2 separate regions of the Homo sapiens genome follow, and region 1 is linked to region 2. Evidence: chromatin loops called from intact Hi-C (ENCODE). Cell type or tissue: Caco-2. All regions are shown on one strand. Each heading gives the region's core, and the rest is flanking DNA. Links, peaks and the distances in the headings are about the cores only.

Region 1 (11,286 bases), core at 2,237-10,236, 52 kb after region 2:
TGTGCCGGTGATCGTGGCACTTGCTGGAAAGCAACACCTTGTCATTCACATCAAGATGCACCCAGTTTCTCACAGATGGACAGGAAATACAGATGTGTAAATAAATAACTGTAATTTGGTATGACATTGTTGACGATGGATATATGACAAGGTCTCCAAGTGCCAGGGAGGAGGGAGTGGCTAGAAAGGTGTGGGAAGGGCCACGAGAGGCTTCTCAAAGGATCAGAGGCTTGAATTGGGATTTGAAGATTGAGCAGACATTAAGGGAAGGTAGAAAGAAGAATGTTCCAGAAAAAGGAACAACATATGTGGAGGCAGAAAGGGATGAAAGAGTCTGATGTGTTTGTGGAACTCCACGTAAATTTGTTGGGCTAGGACTTACAAGCCAAGAGGGCGAGATGGCTGTAAGGTGTTAGGGCTGATGCAATTGTCAGGGATAGGGTAGGCACAGGACACAGTGAAGAGGGGTGACCCCCTTTCCTGGGTCCCTAGCATCTTGCCCTCCTTTAAAAAATAAACTGGTTTATAATTCTCTGAAATTATGTGTTTTTCCAGATTGTGACAGGTATTGCTGTTAGCATGAGCATGCATTTATTCTTTGATTCCTCAGAGGAAATGTTCAAAATATACATCATGTGCTGGCCTATTTTATTCAGTTCCAATTCCATCCGCAGGTGCAGCTGCCACATAGTCTGGGTTTTCTGCGAAAGGTGTGATTTCTAACATTCCCACCCATTTTCTTCATAACTTCATTTGTACCTCCCAGATCATGTGTCCAAAGTAAACACTTAACATGTGCTTGTTGAATGACTAAGTGAACAAATAAATGCTTGTATAAATCAATGACACGAACAAAAATAAAGTGGTTATATTTATTAAGGGTCTATTACTTAATGAAAAGCAGCAGCAAATCTGTAATAGAACAATATTAGATGCATATAAATCATTTTGATTTTTTTAAAAAGCCATCACACTTTTCTCTGCTACAGTATTTGTTTCCCCATTGAGAAAGCTGGACTAGAAATGTGAACAAAGAGAAAAAGTATAAATTTACAAACTGAATTCAAAGCTGTTTTCCCACAGAGTATCCCAGAATGACAACTTGGCCCTGACTAAAAAAAAATGTCAGCCCAGTCAGTCACTGTTATCCAATACCTGTTGTCTTGGTTCCAGGAACAACACTCCTGGCCATTTCAGGAGGGAGAGACAAATGTTTGCTTTGAATTTACCTGCTTTGAGAAATTTTCAGTCTGGTCTTCCCATATCACTTCATTTGTGGTTCCTTCACATGGCGGTGGTGGGGGAATGTTGCAGGAGACTACAGTTTGGCAGGTGTTAGATACATGTTCATAAACTATACTCACACCCACAGTAAATTGAAGAGTCCCAAGTCATATTTTTGAGGAGTCTTGAGTTATTTTACTTAGTCGTAGTGTCAGGGCAAACAGGAGGCTATTCTGATGGTATTTTTTTTTTTCCATTTCTATTCTGGAAAACTACTGTCAGAGGGAAGGAACACCGTGTGCTCCTAACATTCCCAGGGTCTGTGTGGCTTTGTCACTTGCTCCTGGGAGAGGAGCATGCATAAATACACAGCATATAGATGTGTTGCTGTTGCCTTTACTACTCACTGCTCTTCTGCAGAGAGGGGAGCAGTGAGAGCAAACCTCAGCTAAGTGCTCACTCCTGGCCAGGCATTGACCTAGAACTCTAGCAACATCTCATTTAATCCTCACAGCAACCCTATGATGTAGTATTCTTACTATCTCCATTATACAGAGGAGGAAAATCAGGTCCAGAGAGGTGACACATCATGTCCAAAGTCTCAGAGGTAGTAAGAATTAGAGCCAGACATAAGTCAGACAGCTGGACTCATGATGTCCCATCTACCACTACTCTAAGAGGCTTATTTTGAAGCTGTCCTTTGGAGTGAAGTTTAAAACAGAAGGAAATACTTTTAAAGATAGTAGAGGGTAAATTCTAACTTTGTCTTCAAAGTGCTAGGTATATCAGTAGGCTTCACGTTATCAGTAAAACTGCTGCGACCACAGATCATTTAAGTCAGCTTAGAGTCCCCATGGGTCATGAGCCATCTTCATGCCTCAGAAATATAGTCAATGAAGCACTCATAATTTTCAATGATGTCTTAAAGAATGAATGGCACCTAATGATGATTGATTGACTGTCCTCTTTAATATTGCTCAAAACTTTCAGTCAAGTTGTTTATCTGGTCTCTGACAGATAGGTTTAAGAATCTTTGCTCTTGCTGTGAATAGAGTTATCAGTTGAAAGGATGCCTGATGCACTAGCTTTTTAAAAGCTTGCTCCAGATTTCATCTGGTGACTTTGGAAGGTAGGACACGGATACTGGGCTCTAGACTTCCAAGGTGCTCAAGCCTTCCCCAACCTCCCCAAATGGGTAAAATCCCCCAGTTATATGGTTTTTGGGATCATGTATCTCTTCTTTCTAGTACTTATCAGAGTTGTAATTCTACATTTATTTCTATGGTACTCAATAATGTATTTCTCCTCTAATGGTTTATAAGCTCCATGAGGGCAGGGATATGTCTGTCTTTGCTCATCACTGTATCCTCAAGCCCAGGACAGTGCCTGGCATCAGCACTGGGTAAAGGGTTGCTAAATGAATAACTAGATGCAAAAATGCCATCCTCACTTTTTACAAGAAAACTCTAAATATTTAAAACATGTATTTTTCACCAGTAAAAATGAAATACACAATCAGATAAAGAAGACAAAATGACTTTTGGGGTACTTCCTCTCTCTTTCATAATCCATATCTGGAAAGTTTGACTTTCATGTGGGCTCTGGAAACAGGAAGGAATCAGATGCTGTTTGGTATTAAGCTGCTGAAGGCTCCAGGGGAGCCCAGTAACTTATCTAAGAGGAAGTGGGGAATGCAATCAGTTGCTTTGAAGGCAGCACCCAGGAAATATCTGGCCAGGACAGAGGTTCAAGCAAATATAATTGTGGTAGATGGTAAATATGGCAACAGGTGAGTAATTCTTTCTGGCTTTCATTGGGGTGTGTCTTTTAAGCCAAATTAGAAATCCAGCAAGAGGATTTGGTATGCACCATTATAAACAGAGTCCAGCTCCAGCCAATGCAGGGAGAAGGCTGCAACCTCCCTTTCAGACCCAAAAAAGGACCCAATGACTCCCTGAGGAACAAGTAGACCAAAGGGCAGCTCTGAACACCCTTCCTTCCCCAGCCCCAGGTCAGGCCATGTCTAAGGCATACTTTAGTCTCTAGCTGCCACCATGTTCTTTTGGAGGTGCCATGTGAAGGAAGCCAACAATGTCCAACATTCAAAGTTCATGTCCCCAGAATTTCCTAATTTTTCAATTGCCTCTGTAAATTATTTCAGAACATGTCGCTGTTAAAATTCTTATTTTCATTCCCACATCCTGATGTTTAGAGAGGGAATTAGGCATTACCAGAGCTAGATTTGAACTCACTGACCCAAGTTTCTTCAGCAGAGGATCCAAAAGGAACCAAAACTTTCATCAGGACTGTTATGTGTATGAAGACAGAAGAGAAGCCTTTTGGTACAAGGTAGCACTCAAGACAAGGATTCAGTAAAATAAGTCACACTCATTTTCTCTTGTAATTCTTTTTTTTTTTTTTTTTTTTTTTTTTTTTTGAGACAGAGTCTTGCTCTGTCACCCAGGCTGGAGTGCAGTGGTGTGATCTCGGCTCACTGCAAACTCCAGCTCCCGGGTTCACACCATTCTCCTGCCTCAGCCTCCCAAGTAGCTGGGACTACAGGCACCCGCCACCACACTCTACTAATTTTTTGTATTTTTGGTAGAGACAGGGTTTCACCGTGTGAGCCAGAATGGTCTTGATCTCCTGACCTCGTGATCCACCCACCTCGGCCTCCCAAAGTGCTGGGATTACAGGCATGAGCCACCGCACCTGGCCTCTCCTTTAATTCTTACAACATCCTAGGAAGTAGGTATTCTCCGTATCTTATGGATGAGAAAATAGTTACAAAGCTAGTAAGTAATGGATCCACGATTCAAGCCTAATTAACCCTGCAAATTATTATTATTATTTGAGACAGAGTCTTGCTCTGTCACCCAGGCTGGAGTGCAGTGGTGTGATCTCAGCTCACTGCAACCTCCGCCTTCCAGGTTCAAGCGATTCTCCTGCCTCAGCCTCCCGAATAGCTCGGATTACTGGGGCGTGCCACCATGCCCGGCCAATTTTTGTATTTTTAGTAGAGACGGGGTTTCACCACGTTGGCCAGGCTGGTCTCAAACTCCTGACCTCAGGTAATCCGCCCGCCTTGGCCTCCCAAAGTGCTGGATTACAGGTGTGAGCCACTGCGCCTGGCCTTAACCTGCAAATTAAAGGTGAATTTTCAAAAGCAAGGAATGAAGAGATTTCTTTTTGGTAAGGTCTTATGGGGAGTAATAACAAAATACCTGGCATAAAATCAAGGATCCTATATCTAGTCAGATTTTTTAAAAATAGAAAATAAAGCCAAATGTATTTGACTATACTGCCTATAGATAAATTAGATTTTATCCAGAAGGCGGTATGGTGAAGTGACTTTTGAAACCCTTCAGCTATTTAATCCTGGCTAAATTACTTAACATCTCTATAAGCCTTAGTTTCCACATTTGCATTGTTGTAAAGACTAAGAAATCACCTATGAAAAGAATAAACATTAGAAAAAAAACAAAGAGAAGAAAAACAATAACATGAATACATATCAATAGTCATTTCTGAATACATAAAATTTCCAAACTTGTAGCAAGAAAATTGCAAATGTAAGTACTTCATCAGTGAAAGAAATAAGTGCTATAATCCAATAAAAGGCATTTGGCCCTGATTGAGAGAAAAAAATCTCCCAAACAACCAAACATTTTTAAAAAATCTAACCACTGGCAAAAGTGATTTTTGAACTCCAAACCTATAATGAACAGTTCAAAACACATATAGTCATGTCTGAACATAGATGAACAAAAATCTTAAAACCTTAGCAAAGTGGAATACAACAAACGTGTCAAACTCAGTAAAATAAACATCCTCTTGAGTGAGCAGTGGCTGGAGGGAGAGGAACAGGAGAAATCCCTAGGCAGCTTCCAGAGAGTTCTTCAAGCAGGACATTCTGCCAGTGGAGGCGCAGCCTCCGGAAGCCAGAGCCACGTCAGGCTAGCAAGCGCTCAAGGGCTTCTTGTATACTACCTTGTATGTTTGCTTCCAGCGGGTGTGTATTTTTTTTTTCTTTTTTTGGTTTGACTATTTGTTTTTCTAAGGAAACCTTTGGTTTTTCTTCACATTTTTTTCCCTTTAATATCCCAATTTACTTAAAATATTCCAATTACCTTAATACATGTAAGTTTATTGTCTTTCTTTATCCCTTTAATTGCACTTTTATGGGGTATTCTAATTTGTCATCTTATCCTATTCTCCTTTTGAATCTTACATTTTACTTTAAAAATTACGTATACCCCATTTTATTATTATATTTTTACTCCTTTTTACTCCTTATTTATTGTCCTTATATTCAATCTCAACTGTAATACGTGTTTTTAACTTTTCAATCTTATTGAGCTCTGTTCTTTTAAACTCTTTTACCTGAATTATCTAAGTAAACGAATCTTGTGTTTCTTGTATTTTAAATCTTATAGTATTCTTTTCTAGTCTTGTCCCAACTGGTTTGACCTCCAATGCCTTGTACGCTGCCAGGCCCATGAAAGACAGGCCATAAATGTTAGGAAATAAACAGCTCTGCACTGGACCACAGCTGGCCCGCATGCTGGGGAGGAGGCGCACAGGCTTCTCCCACCCCTTCCCTGCACCTCTGATAAACCCTCAGGGAAATCACCCTGTGATCCCTTCAGGCTAACAGAAGAAAATCTATATGAAAAAGAGAAGGCAGAAAGCTGAAGTGATAATGTTTAGAATCCTTAGAAGCTGGAATTCCCATCTAAAGACAAGGCGATTTAAAGGTGTAGACAGTGATTGGGCTTCAGTGCTGAACAAAGACATCTAAAACTCAGGACTGATAAGACAAAATGGACAGAAAACTCCATGAAGATGCAATAAGGAGACCTAGCTCAAAACATTTTTTGGACTCTGGAGCTCTGAAAAGGGGTATTTTCTGCCAAGTTATCTATCCTCAGACAAAAGTAAATGTTTTGACATTCCTGCAGGCTCTGTTAAGTTCCCCACCTCGTGAACAAAGGCCTGCCTAGAGGTGAGGACCTGTCAGCTGACACTGCTTATCTGCCTTAAAACCTCAGTGCAGTGGCCTTCTCTAAACACAGGGCAAGGGTGCTAACTGGAGAAGCCTGCAGTTCTCTCTCAAGTGAGAAATACCTACTGACAGAAACTGAAGGTCTGGACATACAGCAGGTGTCCAAGACTCTAAGAAAGTAAATACTACATGGGTTGAGGAAATGACCTATTATAAATGGGGTGAATATGCACCCAGAGGGCACTGCCACTCAGGCAATCAAAATATTAACTACTTAGGCTTTTTTACATTTTTGAGCTTATCGAAAGAATTTCGATGGTATAGTGCCTGAGTCAGGAAGGGGGTCAATACACATGAGGTGAATGAGTGAATGGACAAATGAATAAATGAATAAACAAATTCATGGCGTGGATCAGGGGCAGGCAGTGTAAAAAGCTCTATAGAACAAGAGGCTTAAGGTCTGGCCACAAGCCCACCATCAACCTAGCATGGAATTTCAAGTAAATCAATTTACTTCTCAAGTTCATTTTCTGTAGAAAAAAACCACATTTTGCTTAACGGAGTTGTTGTGAAGATAAACATAAAATAAAAAAGATTCCCCCCACAGTATTCTGTATAGTAAGACATTATAAATTGTTATATGTCTTACTATAAATTTTACCATGTAAGATTATATAGACGTTTAAGAGAATGATAAATGAACCCTTGTACATACCACCTAGCTTAAGAAGTAGATTTCTTTGAAGTCCGCTTTGTGCCTTCCCTAGTTACTCCTCTTCCTTCTCGGCCAATAATCTCTAGTCTGAATTTTTGGTTATTAATTCCCTTAGTATTTTTTATAGCAGAGGTGTCCAATCTCTTGGCTTCCCTGGGCCACACTGGAAGAAGAAGAATTGTCTTGGGCTACACATAAAATACATTAACACTAACGATAGCTGATGAGCTATAAAAAAATTGCAAAAACAACCTCATAATGTTTCAAGAAAGTTTACAAATTTGTGTTGGGCTGCATTCAAAACCGTCCTGGGCTGCATGTGGCCCATGGGCCGTGGGTTGGACAAGCTTGCTTTATAGTTTCACTACATATGTATATAACCCCAAACAAACTATACTTTAGGCTGTTTTTGAACTTTATATAAATAGATTCATGTTACATGTGTTTTCTGTAGGCTTAACACTGACTTAAAACTTACACATGTTGATACTTTTATCTGTAGTTGATAAATTCACTGCCAATGCTGTAATACCTCACTGTATTATTATACTATAATTTAGTGATCTATTTGACTGTCAGTGGACATTTAGCATATTTCCAGATTTTTGCAATTACAAACAATGCTGCTATGACCTTTGTTGCACGTATCCCCTGCTGTATATGAACAATAGTGCATTTAGGAGTGGCATTCCTGGATCTGTCATAGGTCTGAATATGTTCAACTTTACTAGGGAATGCCAAATTGTCTTCAAAGTAGTTGCACCAATTGATAGTCCCAGGAGCAGTATATGCAAGTGTCTATTGCATATATATTCCCAGCAATGCTTAGAATGTTGTCAGATTTTAAAATTTTTGCCAACCTGGCTGCTGAGAAACGATACATTATTGTGGTATTTATCTGCATCTCCTTATTACTTATCAGGTGGTGGAATGTTTCATATATTTATGGTCATTCATGTGCTTCCTCTTTTGTGAAACCTGTTTGTATTTTTGCCCATTTTTCTGTTAGGTTCTTTGATTTTTCTCTTTTATTCATGAGTTCTTCGTTGATTCTCTACATTATTTCTCTGTCGGTTGGTTGATTCTCAATACTATTCCTCTGTTGGTTGCAAAAATGATTTCCCACTTTATGGGTTGTTTGTCCACTATTTTTAGGATGTCTTTTGATAGAAAGTCCCCTCATCTTATTGTTTTGCTTTTTGAATGACTTGAGTATTCTTGGTCCTTTGTTCTTTCAAATAAATCTTATAATCAGCATCTCAGAGTGCATGAACAATCCTCTTGGGATTTTTATTAGAATTGCATTAAATTAATCGTCTGGAGAGAATCATTATCTTTATCAATTTTTCCTTTCCATGTACATCTATGTCTCCACATTTATTTTGGCCTTCCTTAATGTTTTTAATAAAGTTTCAGAATTTTTTCATAAAGATATTATTTTTGTTAGATTTATTCTTAGGTACCTTACATTTTTGGTTTCTACTATAAATAATATTTTTAAATAAATGAGTATCTGTTAGATACTCAGTTGGTATCTAACAGAAATGCAGTTGACTTTCATATGTGAATTCTGCTATATTTTTCTACCAATTTGTATAATTTATCTGCAAATTCTATTGCATTTTCTCTGTAGATAATCATATCTACATACATACATAATGATTGCTTTACTTCTTCCTTTCTAATTTTTAACCTTTTACTTCCTTTATTTATAGCATTTCACCATCAAATATGATATTTGTTACAGTCTGCTTTGGTGTTTGGCTTTTCTTATTGTTTTGTTTTGTGGGTAGCATTTATTGGGTTGAGAAAATTTTCTTGGTGAGAGTTTTGTTTCGAATGATTGCTGAAATAAAACACTTTTTGCATCTATTGAGATGAACATATGGCTTTTTCCCGTTAATTTGTCGATATGATAAAATGCATCTGTAGATTCTCTAATGTTGAGCTAACTTTCCATTCCTGGTGTAAACTCAACTCAATGCAGTATCTTTTTGCTATGTTGTCGGATTTGGTTTATTAGTACTTTGCTTAGGATTTTTACATTTATGTATATGGGTAAAATTAGGTAGTATTTTCTTTTATTATACGGTCCTCATATGATTTTAGTATTACGTTATGTTAACCTCACGAAATAAATTGGAAAAAGTATTCCCTGCTTTTCTAATCACTCAATGAGTATATATAATGTTGGAATGATCTTTTCATGAAATAATATATAAAGCCTATAAAATCTTCTGGGCCTAATGGTTTCTTTGGGGGAAGATTTTAAACTACTGACTCAATTTCTTCAATGTTTATAAAAACGTGCAGGATTTCTTTCTTCATGAGTCAGACTGTTATATGTATTTCTCTCAGAATTTTAAATATTTTACCTAATTTCTCAAATTTATTAGTATAAATGTATTTATAGCATTCTTATATTCTCAATATTAGTTACATCATTATTTATGTATTCTCCTTTTCATCCTTTATACTGTTTGTATGACCAGTCTTACCAGGATTTTATTTTATTGTTCTTTTCATAGAACCATATATTGGATTATTAGTCCTCTTTGATATCTTCAGTTTCTATTTCATTAATTTCTGTCTTTATATGCATTATTTTCTTCCTTGTCTCCTTGGGTTTATTCTGTTTTTTTACCCGCAAATGTCTTAAGTTCACCTCTTAGCTTATTTAGTAAAATAAAAGTCAAGGCCTTCTAAATTTCCATTATTATTTCTTCCTTGATCCTTGACTTATTTATAATTGTGACTTTTATTTTCCAAATCATGGCAATTTTTGAGTTATTTTGCTTTTGGTTTCCGTCTGGTTGTGATATATTCTGAGAATGTGATATGATGCCAATTCCTTTCAACTTTTCAGTCTCGTTTTTTGGCCTCTATGTGTCTATTTTTTGTAAAAGGTCCATGTGTGTCAGAGAAGAAAATATGTTCTGCAGTGGTGGTACTTTTTTTCAATTTTTCTTTTCTTAACTTATTGATTGATTGATTGAGATGTTTTCCTCTCATTTTATGTTTCTCCCTCAGTAGTTAACGGCTATCATAAAAATAAGATGTGTATATCTAACTTGACAAAGTTTAAATTTAATAAAAATGTTACCCTCTCCAAATCAATACAAGGAACTTAGAATGATTTAACTATAGTCACCCCCATCCCAAATGAAATATTGTTACGTCATATTTTAGTTTTATCTTGATTTTGTAATCCCTTAAATTGCACAGTATTGTTCTCATTTTATAAAGTCAATTAATTTAAGATCCACCCACGTGTTTAACATTTTCTTTGTTCATCATAGATTTCTGCATCTTAAGTCTTTATTATTTACCTTTTCCCTGAAGTACATGGATTTAGGTGATTCTTTACCTACTAGTAAATTATCTCAATTTTTGTTTATCTGAAAATGTCTCCAATTGACTCTCCTTATTGAAAGGAAGTGTTGCTAGGTGTACAATTCTAAGAGGACAGTGTATTTCAGCCCCCCATTTTTTTTTTTTTTTTTTTTTTGAGACTGAGTCTCGCTCTGTCGCCCAGGCTGGAGTGCAGTGGAGCGATCTCGGCTCACTGCAAGCTCTGCCTCCCGGGTTCACGCCATTCTCCTGCCTCAGCCTCCCGAGTATCTGGGACTACAGGCGCCCGCCACCACGCCTGGCTAATTTTTTGTATTTCTTTTTAGTAGAGACGGGGTTTCACTGTGTTAGCCAGGATGTTCTCGGTCTCCTGACCTCGTGATCCGTCTGCCTCGGCCTCCCGAAGTGCTGGGATTACAGGCGTGAGCCACCACGCCAGGCCTATTTCAGTCCTTTAAAGATGTTATTCTGGCTTTGATATTTGCTCTTGAAAAGTCTCCTGTACTATGTTGTTCTTTTTTGGTAATCTATCCTTTCTCTCTGCTGTTTTAAAGGTCTTCTACTTTTTTAAAAAAAATAAAATAAATATTTTTCAGCTTAACTATGATGCATCAAGTTGTGGCTTTCTTTTTATTTATTCTGCTTGAGATTCATTGGAATCTGGATCTGAAGATTGGTATCTTTTATAGATTTTGGAAAATTCTTACCCATATTATGTCCAAGTACTGTCTATCCCTCAATCTTTTAAAAATATACTTCTGGAATTCCAACAAGCATATATTAAAGCTTCTCATGTTTTCTTCCATATGTCTAAACCTCTCTTTCATAGTTTCCATCTTTTTGACTTTATATACTGCATGCAGTATAATTTTTTAACTCTATTTTCCAGTTTGTTACTTTGTTCTTATGATGTACTTAAAGCATCATTTTCTTTCATTTCTAGAGATGACTAATATATCCCAATTTCACATTTTCATATATGCAGATAATC
Region 2 (11,275 bases), core at 61-8,060:
GTTTTCAAGACGGAAAGTAAGATGTCGTAAGATTAAAAGATCTTTCAGATCATTTCTTAAAGATGGGATGGGGCTTCCAGCTGTGTTTACAGAGGTTGGAAAGGCACAAAAAAAGGCCAGATGGGAGAATCCTGAGGCTGCTGTCTTCAGGTCCCCAGAGTGTCAGCCTTGGATGCCTTCTGCACAGCACTCCGAGTGCTGGTGGGAAACACAGGACCAAATAAGCTGGGGGAAAGAGTCAGTCTGCAGTGAAGGTTCTGGGAACCCAAGAGTGGCCCTAAGGGGTTCCTTTTGGGGAGGATGAATGACAGCTCCTGACAGGCATTCTCCTGCCTCACACTCGTCCAGCTGTGGCCAGGCTTCCTCCCAGACATGCTGCTCTGAGAAAGGCCCCCCAGGCACCTTCCGTCCTCCGTGAACAACTTCTACAACACAGGATGCACCTTTGGCCACTCCCATCTTCCCTAGTCTACCCATGGATCTGTGCTCCATTACTTTTGTCCGGAACCTATTGATTTGGGCTTGACTGGAGCAACCTGAGGAGTTGCCTCCTTCTTGCCTGCCAGGTAAAGCAGTACTTCCTCTATTTTGCCCTAAAACAATCTCTTTCAACATTCAAGGGATTCCCCCTTGTGAAAGCATCCCAGGATTTGTAGAACAAGTCTATGTTCAATCTTCAGTTCTTCTGAGAACAACAAACATATATCCCCAGCCACTCTCTCTTCAGATTACGGAGTCTGAGCTTCTCTCGTGTCTCATCCAGTGGAAGGGAAACTCTTATCGAGCACTTGAGAGGAACTAGAGTGATAGAGGTGCTGAGTTAATGCTCTAACTTTAATTAATTTAATTTTAAATGTTGAAGCTGTGTGAAATATATATATTTTTTCCATGAAACAAGTTCATTGTTTTGGTAGGACGACAGTTTACTTTTTTTTTTTTTTTATGGAGCCTTGCTCTGTCGCCCAGGCTGGAGTGCAGTGGTGCAATCTGAGCTCACTGTAAGCTCCGCCTCCTGGGTTCATGCCAGTCTCCTGCCTCAGCCTCCTGAGTAGCTGGGACTACAGGAGCCCGCCACCATGCCCGGCTAATTTTTTGTATTTTTACTAGAGACGTGGTTTCACCGTGTTAGCCAGGATGGTCTCGATCTCCTGACCTCGTGATCCACCCGCCTCGGCCTCCCAAAGTGCTGGGATTACAGGCGTGAGCCACTGCGCCCAGCCCAGTTTACTTAAACAGCTGAAAATTTAGCTTCTGGATTGAGAGGTGTTCTAAGTGTAAAATACATACCAGATTTTGAAGAGTTGGTACAAAAAAAAAAAGAAGGTAAACTATGTCATTAATGGTTTTAAAATATTAATTACATACCAAAATGATGATACTGTTTGGATATTTTTGTTAAATAAAATGTATTAAAACTAATTTAGTCTAATTTATTTTTACCTTTTTAATGTGATTACTAGAAAACTGAAAATGACATATGTGGCTTGCATTATATTTCTATTGAACAACACTCCCTCAATGATTCCAATGACTTGTTCTATTCTTCCCTTTTATTATTTTCTTTTCCTGGAAAGATGTAATGTGGCAATCATGAACAGCTTATTACCTTTCATGTTTTAGGTTTAAGTAACATTTGTTTCTTTTTTGTTTTAGAAAATAACAGGTACAATTTAAAACTGTTACAGTTCTTTAAGACTATATAATAGATTTTAAGGGGATATTTTGACTTGATCAACCTGTGAAATTTAGAAAACATTTTTTTCCTGTATCCTTATCAAGACAACTGTTCTTCCTTCTTGCATCTGTCGGTACTTTGTCCTGAGAAATGCACCCACCGAACTACATGTGAACGGGAACGTATGCCAGCTCTAAACCTTAGATTCTCTGGGCTCAGTCTTCTGTGATTATGAGGCTTAAGTGAAGTTGCCTTTATACAAGTCACGTGGACATCAAGTAGCTTCCAGGCCTGTGAGGCCTTAACCACAGGCTGCGGAGCCATCCATTGAGAAAGGCTGAAGTGCAGCGACTTCTGGAGGATATAGGAAGAAACAGTGATCTCAAGGGACTGTGCAGAATGCCAAACCAAACCACATGACCACATGACTGAAATCTGACAGGGCATAGGTGTCTTATTACACAGTGACGCATTAGTTGAGCCATTGCTAGGTTTCTTCTGAGCTCAGAGTGGCCCATTTTCTGAGGGAACAAGTATTCCACCTGGGCCCACAGTTAAATACCGCCTGTGGGTGGGAGAAGCAGGGACAGCTCCTCTGCTGCAGCTGCTCCAAAGAAGCAGGCTCAGAGTTGATGAATTGCCTTTGACACACAGCTGGGAGCAAACACAATGCTTGGGAACTTTCTGCTTCATTGGAGAGAAATTGAAAGTGTCATTTGTTTTAAAAAGAAAATGAGAGAGAGAAAGGAGGAGGCAGAGGAGGAAGAAGAAAAAGGAAAGAGGAAGGGAGAGAGGGAGAGGAAAAATGAAAGGGAAGGGAAGGAAAAATGAAAGGGAAGGGAAGAAAAAAGCAGAAGCCACTCAATTCCCAGAGAGTAGACAAAGAACATTAACTAAATGTCAGCTCAGAGCCAGCACTCCCTTGGTGAGCCTGGTTTTCCTGCATCAGCCTCAGACCCTTCCCCAAATCTAGTTGTCCATGTTCTTCATGTTTGTGCAGCCCCATTTCCCAACAGAGGAGCTCCCTGGCTGACCCTCTAACCTCCCACCTTCTCGGAAGCTGCAGAGGCAACCTGCTGTCCCGGGAGCTGAGTCTTAAATATGACACAGGACTTTAGAGCTTGAATAAATGGCCTCTTCTCCAGCTTCACACCCACTCCATGTGCCACGTTAATTGAGGGTGGGATTTCTGCTGTGCTCCTAAGTAAGTGCTCAGTGCCACACCTTGGTTCTGTCTGAAGGTCCCTGATCTGCAGGCCGACTCCAGGTCTCAGACAATCTTCCACAGTTTCCCACCCTGAAGAGTAGAAGGATGCAAAATCCAGTGGCTAACCTCTACCCATTTTTATTTCTGAGAACATTTATGGAAAGAAAACTAGATAAGTGGAAGCTTAAGCTGTATCTCCTACTGGCTGTGGAGGTGGGGCTCTCTGCGCATTGGAAAGGACTGAGTGCCTCTCAGAGCCCTCTCGTAAGATCATCTTGTCACTCACATCAGTTCCCAGTCCAGCTGAGCCTGGTCAATGTTATCCATCAGCTTCATCAGCTTCTTCTTAAACTGATGCTCAAAACGCACATCGTCTTCAATTACAAGAGTCTTCTCTAGCTCTCGATCAATTACCTGCAAAAGTCATCAGTAGGAAGATACCCTATGAAAAGTTTGAAACCCAATTTTTATTAGATAAATAAGTATTAAAAAGTCACGAGTCTAGTAGCACAGATTCATAACTGGAATCTAAGCAAATGGCCATCAACAGTAGAATAGATAATAAACTTTGGAATATTCACAGCAGTGAGGATATATGATCACAATTAAACGCAACGTTATAGGTGAATCTCCTAAATGTCATGTTAGGAGAGTACACATACTGCATGATTCCATTCATATAAGGGAAAGTACAAACAAAGGTAAAGCTATTCAATGCCTTTAGAAGTCAGGATGGTGACTGCCCTTGGGGACTGATGACCAGAAGGCAGTACGGGGTGGGGGGGTGCTTGTGGGATGCTGGTTACCTGCTTCTGGATCTGTGTACTGATTAACATGGGTGTGTTGTTTGGTTTGTGAAATTTCCCTGAGCTGTATCTTTTGATCTATATCTTTTTATACCTATTTATCACATTTCACTTAAAGTTTAAAGAAAACAAAGGCAGGCATAGACTGGATCATTAAAAGAGAAAGTGTTCAAGGGGCCTTTCTTCAGGGACTTTCTTTTTGGTTGTGGAAACTGACTGTTTATCAGGAACCCCACACACCAATATCTGCTCCAGATATGTCTTGATCTGTAAGACAGGGGTTCCACTTCTGGCTCTGCCACTTCTTACCGGGTCAAGCTACTTAATAATTTCTTCTTCGGTAAAGGTGGTCTGTCCTTCCCAACCCACCTCACATGACTTCTGTGTGATTTCTTGTATAAAATCACTTAATAAGTGATGTCATAATAGGTATAATAGAAGGCATTCCTGCTAATGATGATAATGAATTAATAAGAGTGTGGCACACAGGACATGGGTGTCTCCCCCGTCACCACCCCAAGTGGCACCAAAGCTACTCCTCCTTGCCCCTTTGTTGCTGGTCTTGGGTCAGAGGGAGACACAAGGCAGGAGCAGCTCTCATGCACATTTCCAGAACAGTTGCGGGCTCACTTTACATCTGGCCCTAACTCACCTACGATAGCCTGCTTTCCTTTCTCCTCATCATAAAACTGCAATCTGAATAAAGCATTATTTACCTCTTTCCAGACTGAGTAGTGGCTGAGAAAGCAGCCGATTTCACCCCTTGTTAGAGGCCTGGAGGAATAGGGATCTCGATAGCCAGGCAGCATTTCAATATTCAGTGCCTTCAGCTGGCTTGTGTTGAGTGCCCTGCATCACATAAAACACGTCTGGAGATTAACAAGTCAAAGGTCCCCACCACAAAGGCCAGAGAAAGAGAGAGTTAGTTCTGCAAACACCCCTCCCCCACACAGACAAAGACAGAGAGGCTTCCCTTTATTCCTTAGAAGTTCCTCCAGGCTAATGTGTCACACTAGTATTATGAGGTCTGGGAAGACAAGAGGGTATCATATTTTTGTGTATCCCTCATAGTGCCCAACATAGTTCTAAGCATCATCAGTTTTTTGACAAGATTTAATAAGTACACTCCTATGGAAATTAGTTAAAGTACTGCAATAATCCAAGGAGTGTTTGATCAAGACCTACTGCTGAATCTCTGTTAACACAGTGAGCTTTGTGAAGTTCACAGCTGCCCTAATCCTAACCTGTTCACCCCAGCCCTACAAAAGCCTTGAAAACCAGTAGCCTCACAACTAAGAGAGCGGCAAACCCCACCAACCCAGAAGCCACTGGCAGGGACAAAATGGACTGAGACTCCCTTAAAGACCTGCCCCCAGAAAATAATCTCTATTCAACCTGTCTAGTAGCTCCTTGAAAAGCTACATTCTCAGAGCTTGTCTTGATTTGACCTGACTCAGAGTTCATTTTCTGTGAACAGCACTATCTGCAGGTCATTTGTCAAAACCCATGAGCAACAACTGTTTAACATTACAGCTGTTTGAGAAGCATTATCAGCTGATGCTAACAAGAAGCCCACCAAAAAACTTAAAAGGAAAAACCAAGGAATAAGAGGTCCATAGGGAGTTTGATTTGCTCCAAAATATCCCTGAGAATCTAGAAGGCCCCAGGCATATTCAGGGCTGTCCACACGCCCAGGAAAAACTTGAGAAGTCCCTAGTCTCTCACCTCTGGCTGACCTTAAGGATCTGGAAAAAAATGTAGTGAAGGCAAATGAATAAAACACTGCAATGAAGGAAGAATTTGGCATAGTAAGTTTTAAAAATTAATACAACCATGTGGTATCTATAAGAGGCAGCCTTTAGATTAAAAGACAAAAATAGGTTGAAAGTAAAAGAATAGAAAAAGATATACCATATAATCAGCAATGACAAGAGAGCTGGCAGAGCTATGCTAATATTGGGCAAAATAAATCTCAGACAAAATTCATGCTAGAGCCAAGGAAGGACATTTTTTAATGATAAAAAGGTTAATCTGGGCCGGGAGTGGTGGCTCACGCCTGTAATCCCACGACTTTGGGAGGCCGAGGTGGGCAGATCAGAAGGTCTGGAGATCGAGACCATCCTGGCTAACACGGTGAAACCCCATCTCTACTAAAAATACAAAAAATTAGCCGGCCATGGTGGTGGGTGCCTGTAGTCCCAGCTACTTGGGAGGCTGAGGCAGGAGAATGGTGTGAATCTGGGAGCTGGAGCTTGCAGTGAGCCAAGATCGTGCCATTGCACTGCAGCCTGGGTGACAGGGCAAGACTCCATCTCAAAAAAAAAAGGTCAATCCATCAGGAAGGCATAACAATTATAAATACATATGCACCTAACAGAACCTCAGAACCATGAAACTGGAAGAATTGAAAGGAGAAACAGACAATTCAACAATAATAGGGGAAGACATCAATATCCCACCTGCAATAATAGAACTAGGCAGGAGGAAGACAAGGAAACAGAAGACTTGAATAATATCTTAAAATAATCAGACCTAGCAGACATCTATAGAACATTCCACCCAACAATAGCCAAATACACACTTTCAAGTGTGCATAGAACATTCTCTAAGAAATACCATTTTTTAGACCATAAAGACCATATAGGTCATAAATTAAGTGTCAGTATACTTAAAAGGATTGAAATCACACAAGGTATGTTCTCCAACCTCAATGGTTTGAAATTAAAAATCAATAACCAAAGGAAACTTGGGAAATTCAGAAATGTGGAATTAAACAATACACTCCTAACCAATGGGTCAAAGAAGAAATTGCAAGGGAAATTAGAAAATATTTTGAGATGAATGAAAACACAGCATACCAAAACTTATGCGATACACTTAACATAGTACTTGGAGATATAGTTACAGCTGCAAATGTCTCTAGTAAAATAGAATATCTCAAATAATAATCCTCCCATCCATCTTAAGAAACTAGATAAAGAGAAAATTAAACCCAAAGCAAACAGGAGGAAGAAAATAATAAAGGTTACAGTACAAATAAATGAACTAGAGAATAGAAAAACAATAGAGAAAAATCAACAAAACCAAAAGTCAGTCCTCTGAAAAGATCAACAAAATTGACAATTATTTGCCTAAACTGATGAATTAAAAAAAAGTAAACTCAAACTATTAAAGTCAAGAATGAAAGAGGGGTCACTCCTACTGACCTTATGAAAGTAAAAAAGATTATATGATAATACTATGAACAATTGTATGGCAACAAATTAGATAACCTAGATGAAATGGACAAATTGATAGGAAGGTACAAACTACCAAAATTGACTCAAGAAGAAATAGAAAGTAAATAAATAACAAGAAAAGAAGTTTAATTAGTAATAAAAAAAATTTCCATAAAGAAAAGCCTAGAACCAGATGGCTTCACTAGGGGTTTCTGCCAAATGTTTAAAAATTGTTAACACGAATCTTTCACAAACTTCCAAAAAAAAAGAGGAGGAGGGAACACATCCCAGCTGATTTTATGAAGCCAATATTATTTTGATACAAAACCAAAAACATTATAAGAAAACTGCAGACCAATATCACTTATTAATATAGATGTGGAAATCTTCAAGCAAATACTAGCAAGAGAATCCAGCAATTTATAAAAGGAATTATACAGCATGACCAAATGGGTCCCAGGATTATCCCAGGGTTGCAAGTTTGGTTTAACATGTGAAAACCAATCAAAGTAACGTACCATATTAACAGGCAAAAGTCACATGTTCATCTTAATAGACACGGACAAACCATTTGACAAAATCCAATACCCTTTTATGATAAAAATACTCAACAAAATAGGACTAAAAGGGACCTTCCTCAACCCAGTAAAGGCCATCTGTGAAAAACCCACAATTAACATCATACTTAGCAGTGACGGACTGAATGCTTTCCCTCTAAGATCAGGAACAAATCAAGAAACTGCACTCAACAGTTCTATTCAACATTGTACTTGATGATCCAGCAAGGGTAGTTGGACATGAAGAAGAAATAAATGGTATCCAGGTTTGAAAGGAACATATAACACTATCTCTACTTGCATGTGACATGGTCTTGTATGTAGAAGATCCTAAGGAATATACACACACAAAGGAAAAAGTACTATTAGAACTGATAAAAAGGGTTCAGCAAGGTTGCAGGATACAGGATCAATATACAAAAATCAATTGTATTCTTATTCATTTAGCAATGAACAATCTGAAAATAGAACTAAGGAAATAGTTCCATGTACCATAGCATCAAAAGAGTAAAATACTTAGGAGTATATTTAACAAAATAAATGCAAGACTTGTATACTGAAAATGACAAAACATCATTCAAAGAACTAAAGAAGATCTAAATAATAAAAAGACATTCCATGATTACGAATCAGAAGACTTCATATTGTTAACACGGAAATATTCTCCCAGTTGATCTACAGACTCAATGCAATTCCTATCAAAATCCCAGCTGCCGTTTTCTTTATTTGTGGAACTTGACAAGCTAATTCTAAAATTCATATGGAAAAAGTAAGGGACCCAGAATAGCTGAGACAAACTCGAAAAAGAATAACAAAATTGAAGGACTCATACTTCTTAAATACAAAGCTACAGTCATCAAGACGGTATAGTACTGGCATAAGGATAGACATATAGATCAATCAAATAAAATAGAGAGTTCAGAAATAAATCCTTACATTTATGGGCAACTGGCTTTTTACAATGGTGCCAAGACAATTCTACGAGGGAAACGAAAGTCTTTTTAACAAATGGTGAAGGGACAAATGGATAACCATGTGCAAAAGAATGAATATGGATCCCTGCCTCATGCCATATACAAAAATTTACTCAACATAGATCAAATACCTAAATGTAATAGATAAAACTGTAGAACTCTCAGAAGAAAATTTCATGAAGTAAATCTTCATGGCTTTGAAATTGACAATGGATTCTTAGGTATGACACTAAAATTACTAGCAACAAGAACAAAAAATAAATTGGATTTCATCAAAATGAAAAACTCTTTTGCTTCAATGTATACCATCATGAAATTGTGACAATCAATAATGCATAAAGTTAAAGAAAATATTTGACAATTACATATCTGATAAAGGACTTGCATCCAGGATATATAAAGAACTCTCACTACTCAACTAGTTTCCCTGGTCCATGTGGTCTATGAATGGGACTGGTGTTCTTGGAGGTATTTGAAGCAGTGGTTCCTAAACTCTACTGCACCCAAGAATAGGGCTGACAGATTTAGGAAGTGAAAAACACAAAACACTCAGTCAAATTTAAGTTTCAGATAAATAATGGATAATTTTTTAGTATAACCAAGCCCCATGTGATGTTTGGGACAAATTTAACTGGCTATCCAGTATTTTATGGGGCAATCCTGTCTAAGAATCACCTTGAGGCTTCTTAAATGCAGATCCTGGGTCCAGCCTCAGAGAGCATAATTCAGCAGGTCTGAGATGGGACTGAGGGAGCTGTCCCCTTAACCATCCGTGGGGACTCTGATGTGAGTGTCCAGGTCACACTTTGGGAAACACTGATGAGATTCTCTAAGGGAGTCATAAAAACTTCAACAGCTGCTAGCCATACTCCTTAGTTGGAGTTATGCAAATAGAAAACAAAGCTACTGATATTCTAAACCAACATATAACATGGAAAGGCACATTTTATAAAAATCTATGCCTTGAAATAGTTTAGGGTGTCAAATAAAAGGGCAAAGCTGAACAAAATAAAAAAAAAAAAAAAGAAGGGATCTAACTAGGTTCCCTGTGTTACTTTCCTGCCATATTTCCAGGAAAAGTGGCCACTATGATCGGTCCAGGCAGATTGTGGCAGGCATCTCATGCAACAGGAAATGTACACCTTTATGCATTTTCCATCTATTTTCTTCAGATTGACCAAGTTTCAGCACTTTATGCTCTAATTCAGCTCTGAACACAATTCTGAACACATTCCTTCTGTTACACTACAGAAGGCTGAAAACCACCACAACTGTTGCAAGAACCCCCAGAGACGGGACAATCACATCCAATGTGAGCCTTCAGTGTAATGAAGACCAAAGACCACTGGCTGGTGAGTGGATTTCAGGCCTGCTCTACAGGATGAAATTAACTTAAATGCTACTACAGGTGGCCGTTTTGAAAATAAGACTATCCTCTAATGACCGAAGAGACTTAGAGCCCCACCTGGGACTAACTCTCTGTCAGAGAAGACACATCCACACTCCAATCACATCTGCAATGGGAGAAGAAACCCAACTCACTTTCCATCCACAGCCTCGACAATCTTGACCTCAATCTCCTGTTCATACAGTGTGCGCAGCATCCGGTCCCGCCTGTCCTTTCTGCGTTTGAGGTTTATCATGAAAATCTAATGCAAGAAGGAAAAGGGAAAAGACACATAAATTACTCAAGTCTTCTTTTAGGCTGTTTGAAAAGTTTAGTAAATGTTTTAGATAGAAGAAGGAGTGGAAAAGATAGGAAGAACTGTCGTGAAAATTCATTTCTATCTCACATCAGTGTTTAAGGTAAATGATACTAATTCAAACTGAATTATTTTCAAAACTCAACTCTTCGTAGTGACTTAACTCTCTTTGTTTTTCTGATGTTCATTGATAAATATGTTCTCCCTTCTCTTGAAATAGGAAAGTTTAAAAAACTACTCTTTAAGAGGTCAAAGGACAATACGATCCTATGTTTAGAAAAACCTAAAGATGCCACCAAAAAACCATTAGAATTGATAAACAGCTTCAGTAAAGTTGCAAGATACAAAGTCAACGCACAAAAATCATTAGCATTTATATATGCTAACAACAATCTGAAAAAGAAATAGAAAAAGCAATCCCATTTATAGTAACTACAAAAAAATTTAATAATACTCAGGAATAAATTTAACCAAAGAAGGTAAAGATCTTTATAATGAAAACTATAAAACACTGATGGAAAAAAATGGAAGGATATTAAGAAAAGAAAGATATCCCATGTTCATAGATTGGAATAATTAATATTGCTAAAATGTCCATACTATCAAATGTGATAAACAGATTCAGTGCAATCTCTACCAAAATACAAATGACATTTTTCATAGAACCAGAAAAAAATCTTAAAATTTTCATGGAACCACAAAAGACCCTGAATAGTCAAAGCTGTCCTGAGCAAAAAGAACAAGGCTTGAGGCAGCACACTACCTGCCTTCAAAATATTCTACAAAGCTATAGTAACCAAAACAGCATGGTACTGGCATAAGAATAGACAACACGTAGACCATGGAACAGAATAGAGAACCAGAAATAAGTGCACACATTTACAGCCAACTCATTTTCAACAAGGACAACAAGAGTTACAGATAATGAGGATGTCCTCACTATTCCCAGACTTAATGAACCATAGAAGTATCTAAAGCTTTGTGAATGCCTTTACACGTAAATCAATGTTTTAATAAGGTCCTTTTGCTACAAATAGTAAGAAACTCATTTTAAATGTTAAACTAGTGACTTTAACTGCCAGTGAGAAATGAGGATGACACATAGCATGGTAAAGCAGAAACCTATAGAAACAAG

What was found. Hi-C counts contacts between places; a loop is a spot of excess contacts. Peaks named below come from ENCODE experiments on the same cell type or tissue, not always from the same donor. Only the 100,000 strongest peaks of a DNase experiment are listed, where the experiment ranks them.
Region 1: it touches region 2 in a loop (4-fold over the local background); 4 of 110 quality-filtered maps call a loop at or near these places.

What each region holds. Positions count from the first base shown.
Region 1 is chr1:183,990,396-184,001,681 of GRCh38, forward strand. All of the region lies in intron 1 of COLGALT2 (collagen beta(1-O)galactosyltransferase 2), which reads right to left. Among named protein-coding and RNA genes, the nearest start is that of COLGALT2, 42 kb to the right of the region's middle. In Caco-2, for the core only: no CTCF peak of the experiment used is centred there; DNase peaks (open chromatin) are centred at 5,796 and 6,246.
Region 2 is chr1:183,941,028-183,952,302 of GRCh38, forward strand. COLGALT2 (collagen beta(1-O)galactosyltransferase 2) reads right to left here. Exons shown (of 12, transcript NM_015101.4): 8 at 9,980-10,086; 9 at 4,405-4,537; 10 at 3,169-3,296. Among named protein-coding and RNA genes, the nearest start is that of COLGALT2, 91 kb to the right of the region's middle. RefSeq lists enhancers at 3,773-4,615, 4,616-5,458. In Caco-2, for the core only: no CTCF peak of the experiment used is centred there; a DNase peak (open chromatin) is centred at 4,594.